2 separate regions of the Homo sapiens genome follow, and region 1 is linked to region 2. A link is an interaction called in ENCODE POLR2A ChIA-PET data of the cell type or tissue named here. Cell type or tissue: A673. All regions are shown on one strand.

What was found. ChIA-PET counts read pairs that join two places held together with the same protein. Peaks named below come from ENCODE experiments on the same cell type or tissue, not always from the same donor. Only the 100,000 strongest peaks of a DNase experiment are listed, where the experiment ranks them.
Region 1: POLR2A ChIA-PET joins it to region 2 with 7 read pairs; 3 of 35 experiments call an interaction of 5 or more read pairs at or near these places.

Annotation. Positions count from the first base shown.
Region 1 is chr2:166,130,105-166,135,104 of GRCh38, reverse strand. All of the region lies in intron 2 of SCN1A-AS1 (SCN1A and SCN9A antisense RNA 1), which reads right to left. It also overlaps a transcript of SCN1A not described here. Among named protein-coding and RNA genes, the nearest start is that of SCN1A, 4.6 kb to the right of the region's middle. In A673, no CTCF peak of the experiment used is centred here; no DNase peak of the experiment used is centred here.
Region 2 is chr2:166,414,866-166,419,865 of GRCh38, reverse strand. It overlaps SCN7A (sodium voltage-gated channel alpha subunit 7), which reads left to right. Exons shown (of 26, transcript NM_002976.4): 21 at 2,881-3,159. Among named protein-coding and RNA genes, the nearest start is that of SCN9A, 41 kb to the right of the region's middle. In A673, CTCF peaks have their summits at 90 (motif pointing right) and 2,010; DNase peaks (open chromatin) are centred at 105 and 2,005.

The DNA.
Region 1 (5,000 bases), 280 kb after region 2:
GGGGGGATTGCTGAATGAAATAAATCAGGAAAGAACCCAAGCATTATGTTTAACTGACTTAAGAGCAAAGGAAAGAACACATAAACACAGAATAGAATCCACACAGTAACTTCATTCTTTATGATTGCTCAGGCATTTTCATTATTTGCATTTATGTTTATTTTCTCTTTATCCTCCTGTGGCAATAGATATGGAGATAATGCTTTAAATATTGTGATGTACCTTGATCTTTTCTGAAGAACCAAAGCTTTATGAAATCTTGATACATTTAAAGGAGGGGTATAAAGCTCAGGCATGTGAAATGTTGAATTTTGTCTCCCCATATGACAGATAACCATCATATAAATGTGGTTTATTAGACTAAAAAAGTAGAACACATATTTTTAGATTACATCTTGGCATTTCAAAGAAAGTATAGAACTTCAAGATAGTTTGCTTCCTGGATATTTTCTGGAGCTGTCTTTGGGCCTGCATTCCTGAAAGCTGTCAATGCTACACTCTGCATACCCAGAGCTCGTGCCCTTGGGCTTGAGTACTTTGTGGTTAATATTTAAGAACCGCATGTGGAGCTAGATTGAAGGACAGTCACTTTCTTTATTCTTTGCTAAAACCAATGTTGGTTAGTCCATCACCTTCTTAAACAGTAACTGCATTCATACCCTTCATCACATCCATCTCTCTGTCAAAACATGAGTGAAAATCAATTGTGGCATATCTAGAAATACTTCACTCACTTCCATTTTGCTTCTTATGTGCTGATGTACCTTACTCAATATTAATTTCCTTTAGAGTTAAACTGTGGGAAAACTTGAATGGACCTTTGTGGTATAAAACTATCTATGTGACCTTGGACAAGTCACTGCACCTCTCTTGGCATCAGTTTCCTCATATCCAAAATAAGAACACTTGCCTGGTTTATCTCTGAGACTTTTCCAGCTCCACAATTTCTCAATGATTAGCAAAACCCTATCGATAAAGCAATGGTAATGATTTATGTAAATTGACATTCTTTTTTATGAGGTTTACAAAGTTATTTTATTCTACTCCAGGGTTTTGTTGGAAGTCTATTACGGAATTTTTATTCATCAATACTCAGCAGATGTTATCAGGTTCTCTCCAGAAACTACCTTAATTCTACCACAGACTTGGGATATGTTTGGGGAACAATGACAAAAAAAATAAGTCATAGTTCTTACTTTCAAAGAGATTATTGAGTGGGGTCAGACCGTGGAGAGGTGCACCGATAGAGGGTGGAGGAAGATGCGGTCAAAGAAGAGAAGGTCCTGAAAACAGAGGAAACAAAGGAAGCGGAACAGTGAAGGCATAATGGCTCCCTGCTTGTTTAGGAAAAGGCAGAGTTTGTTGTTTTGAAAAACGACATTTAGTGTCATCTTCACTAAATATTAATAATGTCTTCTTACACGTTAGCTAAAGAAGAAAAGATCAAAAATAAACCAGGCCCCCAAATAATAAAGGATTTAAAATTAAAGATATATACAGAGCACTATAGTAATTTTTGAAGTGCTGTTCAGTTGGTGATATAATCAGAGGAATAATGCTATTACATCAAGTGATAAAAAGTAATTTTGTGATTTAATACTCATTCTGAACCTATATTGTAATGCTAATCTCATCAGATGATTGACATTCATATACTTAATTTCCCTTTGAGAAATCAGGTTCATGTATTATTCTGTCTTGTTTATAAAAGCTACTTATTTGGTTTAGGAATATTGTTATTTCCCTCTCCAACACCAATGTCTGCCTATGTAATTGAAAGGAAATTGCAGTGAATCTTCCAACAAGGAGTAACTGCTTCCCTGAAATAATCACCTGCAGACATAATTCTGGCTTCTGTGCGTTGTCTCGATAGCAGGGAAGGCAGAGGGCAACTGGGGAATCTGATTATCTCCATCATAATCCCACAACTTCCCTCCTTTCTCTTTTGCTTTTAATTACTGCATTGTGGTGAGTTAAGAAAAGCCTATACTATTTTTTCTTCTCCACTACCAGAAAGAGAGAGAGATAACTGGCATTCTCTCTCTAAGGATTTTTAAAATACTTTTAATAAAATTTTAAATAGTGTAATGTGTGCCCACAAGCACATTGGTTCTAAAGATACTTCAAAAATACTTCAGAATCAAATCTGTAAGAAAAAAAAATTCAATTATTTATGTTCATTATATTACAAGTGATTTAAAAACTGGTTATCTGTGCATCAAAAAATGCAAGCCTATAGCAGCTCTGATTCAGTGAATTCCAGTTGCGGGGAGGGGAGGAGCCCTCAGATATTTTTATATCATATTTGAAAAAAATGGCTGATTATTATTTTTTTAATTTATGGAATGTATGGACTTTACCAGAGTTTCAAAAGTCCACTTTAGTACCTATAAGATATTTTGAAATCAGTTGGCCAATTCTTGCCATCAAAAAATTGTAACTTTAAACTTGCAGAAAAACTAGTTGGCTCTAGTCCTAAAAGAGAGTTCTTAATTGCAGTTTCTGCATTTATTTGTCTAATAGCAAATAAATTTCACATTCATTTCTGACTCCCTTTCAAAAGGGCAGGTTAATCTCAAAAGGAAATATATGAGTTTATCATTTTCGGCTAGGATATGGTTTCTATTTCTAAAATAGTGGCACAGTGTTGGTGAATGCTTTGTGAGAGCAAGGAATTGGTAGTAGATTTTTGCAGAATGCTGCATTTACCAAAAGAAAAAAAAAAACCACTAGGAAATTGACATCTACAAAAGCAAAGTACTTAAGTAGTAAATTACATTTACCAAGGATCACATCAGTAGTGTGCTTTATCTGATTATTCCAATCAAAAGGGGGCAAAGTCAGGATTTGTAGTGATACAGTGGTCCTGTAGATCTAAAATCTTAAGGTCTGAGTTTAAATCCAAACTCTAGCATTTGCTATCTGTGTTGGGATCACTCCCCGACTTCATCAGAAGACCTGCTAACATCTAGACTTGTCTGTTGTCACCACCATCTCCTTTGGGATACCACCTCAAGGTACTCAAGTTCGCCTCCAGCCTCCAATTCCTTTCCTGCGGTGGGAAGAGAGGGGAGACCCAGCTTCATGTTGCTCAGTGACTATAGATTCCCAAACAAATGACAGGGGAATTTAGAAACATTTCTGCCTTAAAACTCAAATGTCATTTATAACTCTAAACAAGGGAATCTGGAACTCAAAACATAATGATTTGGTCATCACTTTGGGAAATTTTTGGCTAAAAATTAAGAATGGTTTCCTTCTCCTTGGCAGGCATAAAGTTAATTAATAAATTCTCTTCATAAGGCAGCTGGTTAAAGTTTCAGAACTCCACAACTCCAGGAGATACACATTTGAAAGAATATTTTTGATAACCAATTACCTTTATTTTCTATGCAAGAAAATATTAAAGAATATTCAGATACTAATTACACTAATTCCTCAGCCTTCTGATAATGAGATAGTTCTCTCTTTGAACTCTTTCAAGATCTAATGGCATCGAGAGACTCTCCTTTATGTCGTAAAACTAACAGACAAAATTACCTGGCCCAGCTTTTTCCACCTGAGTGACCTCACGCTCTCTTTAATACCCAAAATCTATTGACAGAGATTATGTCCCATTATAATATTCCCTTTTATGTTTTGGCACTGAGCAGTGCAACTGACAGAGCTATAACAAAGTAACAACCACATTCACAGGACAGAGACGGAGTCTTACAGAGACGGAGTCTTACAAAGACTAAATGACATCTTACGCCTTCATTCTCTTTTCCTTGTTAGGAACTCTCATAAAAAAGCCACAGCCATGCCCCCTCAGCCTGTTTAGCAGGTTCATGCATTACAGATTGAAGTATTGTCACCTAGGAAGTAGGCAGCTAATTTTTTCCAGCTTCTGAAACAAGATTACAAAGGGGTTCCTGGAATGGCTAACTTTACCAACGGGGGCAGAGGAAGATTAGTTTTTCATTTTTTGAAGTTGGAAACGTAACAGTGAGAAAGAGACAAAATTATCTCTCAATAAATTAATCTACAAAAAAATAAATAAAATGCAAAGCTGGTTCCACAGGGAGTTTACATTCTGGGAGCCAAATAAGATACATATATAAAACTCTTAGAACAAGGTCAAATGGGATAAGTGTAGTAGTGACATAGGGTAGCACAGAGTTTTGTTTTAATATCTTCTGCTAACTTTAAAAAATAAATATGTGATTTTAAGTGCATATTACACTAATTTAATAAAAATCTCATATTTTGCCTTTATGCTCAGTCTGAAACATGGAAGATTTAAAGTTACTAATACTGTAAAACTGCTTCAGCTCTGACGAATGAAGTATCTGTGTACAGAATGATGAGTTGTTAGTTAATAGTACTCTTTGGGCCATGCTTGGGATATTGGCCTTTTCTAGGAGTCTGTATGAGAATAGTCATTTATCTCCTTATGCTCAATGCTTTCAACTTGTCAAATGACCATGTTTCATAAGATACAACATAAAATTGTTCTATAATTAACAAAAGAAAAAAGAATTCTATCTGCTGAGAAAATAGAAAAGACGTTGGAGAAGAGAGAATATTTGACCCAGACATTTAAAATATCCGCCGAATTTGCTATGTGTAGATGGATGAAAGGTCTGCCAAGAGAAGTGAAGGTTGTGAACAAAGACATGGAGGCGGAAGAAAGGTAGTGTGCACACTGAATGCGTTGTGCCTTTCCATATGACTGACATGTCAATGTAAACTCCACAAAGGGAGGGTTTTGATCTGGTTTGTTTGCCGATGTTACTTAAGTATCTGGAAAAGTGCCTGGCATATATCAGGTGCATGAAGAAGTGAATAAATGAAGTGTCAGATGCCCAGAATATGAATAATACTTGATAGATGCAGTACTGGCAACTTTCTTGAAGCTAATGAAGTGGTTAGGACTCCATAGTTCAACAGAAACCAAGTTCACTTAAGCAAACATGGAGTTTGAGTTTATCATGGGACTCAACATCAAGAAAGTGTTT
Region 2 (5,000 bases):
CAATTATACACCTCAAAAACAAAAAATCTAAAATAGTAATTGTAACATATAATAAGAAACAGACTTCATTTAACCATATCATGAAGATCCACAAGGTGGTGATATTGCCCAGTGCTTTTAAACCAAAATAAGGTGGCAAATAAGCTGAAAATAAGGTGGTTGAATGGTTTGATAAGATTGAAGTTAAAATGACAAAACAGCCTAGGCACGGTGGCTTACACCTCTAATCCTAGCAATTTGGGAGACCGAGGCCAGCAGATTGCTTGAGCTCAGGAGTTTGAGACGAGCCCGGGTAACACAGTAAGACCCTGTCTCTACAAAAAATACAAAAATTAGCCAGGTGTGGTGTGTGCAAGTGTAGTCCCAGCTACTTGAGATGCTGAGGTGAGATGAGGTGAGAGGATCACCTAAGGCTGGGAGGTCGAGGCTGCAGTGAGCCGAGATTGCTCCACTGCACTCCAGACTGGGTGACAGAGTGAGACTGTCTCAAAAAAAAAAAAAAAAGACAGCCACATTTCCAGTATAAATACAGTTTAGTGATAGGAAAACATTATAGAATATTCTGACATGTAAACTACAGAGGGCCTATTTACTCAAAATACACATGCACACACACACACACCCCCCTAAGTAAATATGTAACTAAAATAAACTCTTTTTTATTTTCAAAAAACGGGATAATACCAGTTCTTTTTCCTAATAAGTTTAGACATATAGGGAGGAAAAAAAAGTAACAAAATCAGCAAGTTGTCTGCCCCAATTTAGAGAAAAGGAGGAAGAGATTTGCCAGGGAAACTGACTCTGTCAGAAATTAGGCCCTGTACCATTTAATGCTGTACATTCATTAGAATGGCAATGAAACAATGGCTGTGGACAATTCAAGGTCAGGAAAATAGTAGCCATGCTTAGGTCAAAGTCAGGTTCAGACCTGAAGCCTCATCTCCACCTCTGGAAGTTCTGTAAATTATCTCTGAAGATATATCATTGAGTATATTAGGAAGTTACATGCTTACAAAATTAATGATTTATGTATTTAATAAGTTTAAGGTCTTAGGTGCTGTCTACTTTTCAAATATATGTGTCAACTATATCCACTCTTTTTATTCTTTATATGTAGATTTTCTAAAAGACATGGCATTTTTCTTCAGCAGAACAATTAATGGACCTTTCAAAATATTTAAAAGTATTAACAAAAGATCTGTGATCTAGTTTTAGAAATAAAAGTGTTACTGAAATCATAGTTAAAAGCCTAAATATTAATTCAAAGACAGGCAACTATGGAACATAAGGAAGAGTATGCAGGCAAAAGGATTAGTATCTAGTAATGGCTGAAGGAAGGGAAGGTTAGAATGGTAGAAAACAGAATCAGTGGTGCCTCAGGAAGAAAGTGAAAGAAGGTCAGGAGAGGGAAATCAAAAGTATAAAATTAAGAGAGGCCAGGCACAGTGATTCACGCCTATAATCCCATCACTTTGGGAGGCCGAGGTGGGTGGATCACCTGAGGTCAGGAGTTCAAGACCAACCTGACCAACATGGTGAAACCCCGTCTCTACTAAAAAAAAAAAAAAAAAAAAAAAAAAAGCCTGGCGGGGTGGCGTGTGCCTGTAATGTCAGCTACTCCAGAAGCTGAGGCAGGAGAATCGCTTGAACCCCAGAGGCAGAGATTGCAGTGAGCCAAGATCGGGCCATTGCACACAAGAGCAAAACTTGGTCTCAATAAAATAAATAAATAAAATAAAATAAATAAAAAAATAAAAAAGCTAAGAGAAAAATAAGTAGTGGAAATAGTAAAACTATTATATTATTATATTAGATATAGCAACTGATTTGCATTTGCCGTAGCAGCTTCAGTGGAGTAATAAGAATACAATTCTGATTTGAATTTTAAAGAGTGAAGTCAGTTGAGGAAATAATGACAGTGATTATAGATTATTGCTGGTATTCAAGTTTAGGTGGCAGATTCATCTCCCAAGCTTCATACTCTGGAGTGACTCACCAGTGACACCAAATGGTTCAGTGAGGATTGAATCTTTGTGACGTACAGCAACCCATTTAATTTCCTGAAGCAATCTCTTCTCTTGGCTTCATTGACAGTACAAACTATTGGTCTTCTGATTCCCCTAACTACTCTTTCACATATTATATTTCACTTAAAATATATAATATATATATTTTAAAATAATCTCATACATACACATGGGTTCAGTTATCTTGAATGATCATTTCTGGCATGATACAGGACATCAATAAGCATATATATATATATATATTAAGCCAGCAAAATAATTATTTATTCTAGTATTTGTACTAATTAGCTCTGTTGCCATTTAATGATTTTTTAGTACAAACATTTTAAGAATATCTAGAGTTGAATGTATTTTCTTTTTTGTGGGGGGATGGAGTCTGGGTCTGTTGCCCATGCTGGAGTTCAGTGGCAGTATCTCTGCTCACTGCAAGCTCTGCCTCCTGGCTTCAAGCGATTCTCCTGCCTCAGCCTCCCGAGTAGTTGGGACTACAGGTGTCCGCCACCACACCTGGCTAATTTTTTGTATTTTTAGTAGAGAAGGGGTTTCACCATGTTAGCCAGGATGGTCTTGATCTCCTGACCTGGTGATCCACCCGCCTCAGCCTCCCAAAGTGCTGGGATTACAGGCGTGAGCCACCACGCCCAGCCTGATTTGAGTGTATTTTCTAAATAAAAATTGAATTGCTATTTAGGTTATTCCAGTACCAGCATGTGGGCTGTTAAATCTTTAGATATGGCCTTTTAAGGTTTTTTTTTAAATATGTTATTCTATCAATTAGTATTTTTCAAACTGATCAAAAACTAAAACAGTTTCAGATTTCCTATCTAAAGTTTACATTTTTTATATATACCAGGTGGTTGTGAGAGCTTTGATCAAAACAACCTTACCCACTTTGAATGTGTTTCTTGTCTGCCTGATGATCTGGCTGATTTTTAGTATCATGGGAGTAGACTTATTTGCTGGCAGATTCTATGAATGCATTGACCCAACAAGTGGAGAAAGGTTTCCTTCATCTGAAGTCATGAATAAGAGTCGGTGTGAAAGCCTTCTGTTTAACGAATCCATGCTATGGGAAAATGCAAAAATGAACTTTGATAATGTTGGAAATGGTTTCCTTTCTCTGCTTCAAGTAGTAAGTACACTTTTGACTTTTCCTTATTAATTATATATTCATCCATATTGTAGGTTGAATGCAAAGGACAAAATGTGGGCGATTAATACATTTGGTTATAAAATATTTTAGCAATTAGTAGATAAATGTAATGGGACATACAACTATCGGGGGAACCCATCCCAAATATTTCAACATAGGTTCTTTCTATTTTCCGTAAGTGTTGGCCAGCTGAGAAATAAAGAGAAAGAGTACAAAGATAGGAATTTTACAGCTGGGCCGCCGGGGGTGACATCACATATCAGTAGGACCATGATGCCCACCTGAGCCTTAAAGCCAGCAAGTTTTTATTAAGGATTTCAAAAGGGGAGGGGGTGTACAAACAGGGAGTAGGTCACATGCTTCAAGGGGCAAAAAGCAGAACAAAGATCACATGCTTCTGAGGAAACAGGACAAGGGCAAAATCAGAACTCCTGTTAAGGGTCTATGTTCAGTGGTGCACATATTGTCTTGATAAACATCTTAACAGAAAACAGGGTTCGAGAGCAGAGAACCTGTCTGACCTAAAATTTACCAGGATGGAGTTTCCCAATCCTAGTAAGCCTGAGGGTACTGTGGGAGACCAGGGCGTATCTCAGTCCTTATCTCAACTGCATAGGACAGACATTCCCAGAGTGGCTGTTTATAGACCTCTCTCCAGGAATGAATTCCTTTCCCAGAGTATTAATATCAATATTCCTTACTAGGAAAAGAATTTAGTGATATCTTCCCTACTTGCACGTCCATTTATAGGCTCTCTGCAAGAAGAAAAATATGGCTCTTTTTGCCCAACCCCGCAGGCAATCAGAACTTATGGTTGTCTTCCCTTGTTCCCTAAAAACACAGTTATTCTGTTCTTTTTCAAGGTGCACTGATTTCATATTGTTCAAACACACATGTTTTACAATCAATTTGTACAGTTAACACAATTATCACAGTGGTCCTGAGGTGACGTACATCCTCAGCTTACGAAGATAACAGGATTAAGAGATCAAAGTAAGACAGTCATAAGAAAGTATAAAAGTATTAATTTGGGAACTGACAAATGTCCATGTTAAAATGAAATCTTCGCAATTTATGTTCCTCTGCCGTGGCTCCAGCCAGTCCCTCTGTTCAGGGTCCCTGACTTCCCGCAACATACAACACTAGACTCATTTAAAGAGACAGGCCAGTTGCAGTGGCTCATGCCTGTAATCCCAGCACTTTGGGAGGCCGAGGTGGGCAGATCATGAGGTCAAGAGATCAAGACCGTCCTAGCCAACATGGTGAAACCCCATCTGTACTGAAAATACAAAAATTAGCTGGGTGGAGTGTCGCATACCTGTAGTCCCAGCTACTTGGGAAGCTGAGGCAGGAGAATCCCTTGAACCTAGGAGGCGGAGGTTGCAGTGAGCCGAGATCATTCCACTGCTCTCCAGTCTGGTGACAAAGTGTGACACTCTCTCAAAGAAAAAAAAAAAAAAAAGAGACAAAAGTTAAATACTGTCTCTGCCCCATTGGATGAAGGAAGTGGAGATGCAAGTAAATTTAACAGAGGAAATACAGATACTGGCCCAAACTATCTTTACCACCACTGATCAGGTTATAGGGTAATGTATTAGTCAGGCTTCCCTAGAGGGACAGAACTAATAGGATATATATATCCTATTATATATTATTATTATCCTATATAATAATATATATTATATATTATCCTATATAATAATATATATTATATATTATCCTATATAATAATATATATTATATATTATCCTATATAATAATATATATTATATATTATCCTATATAATAATATATATTATATATTATCCTATATAATATAT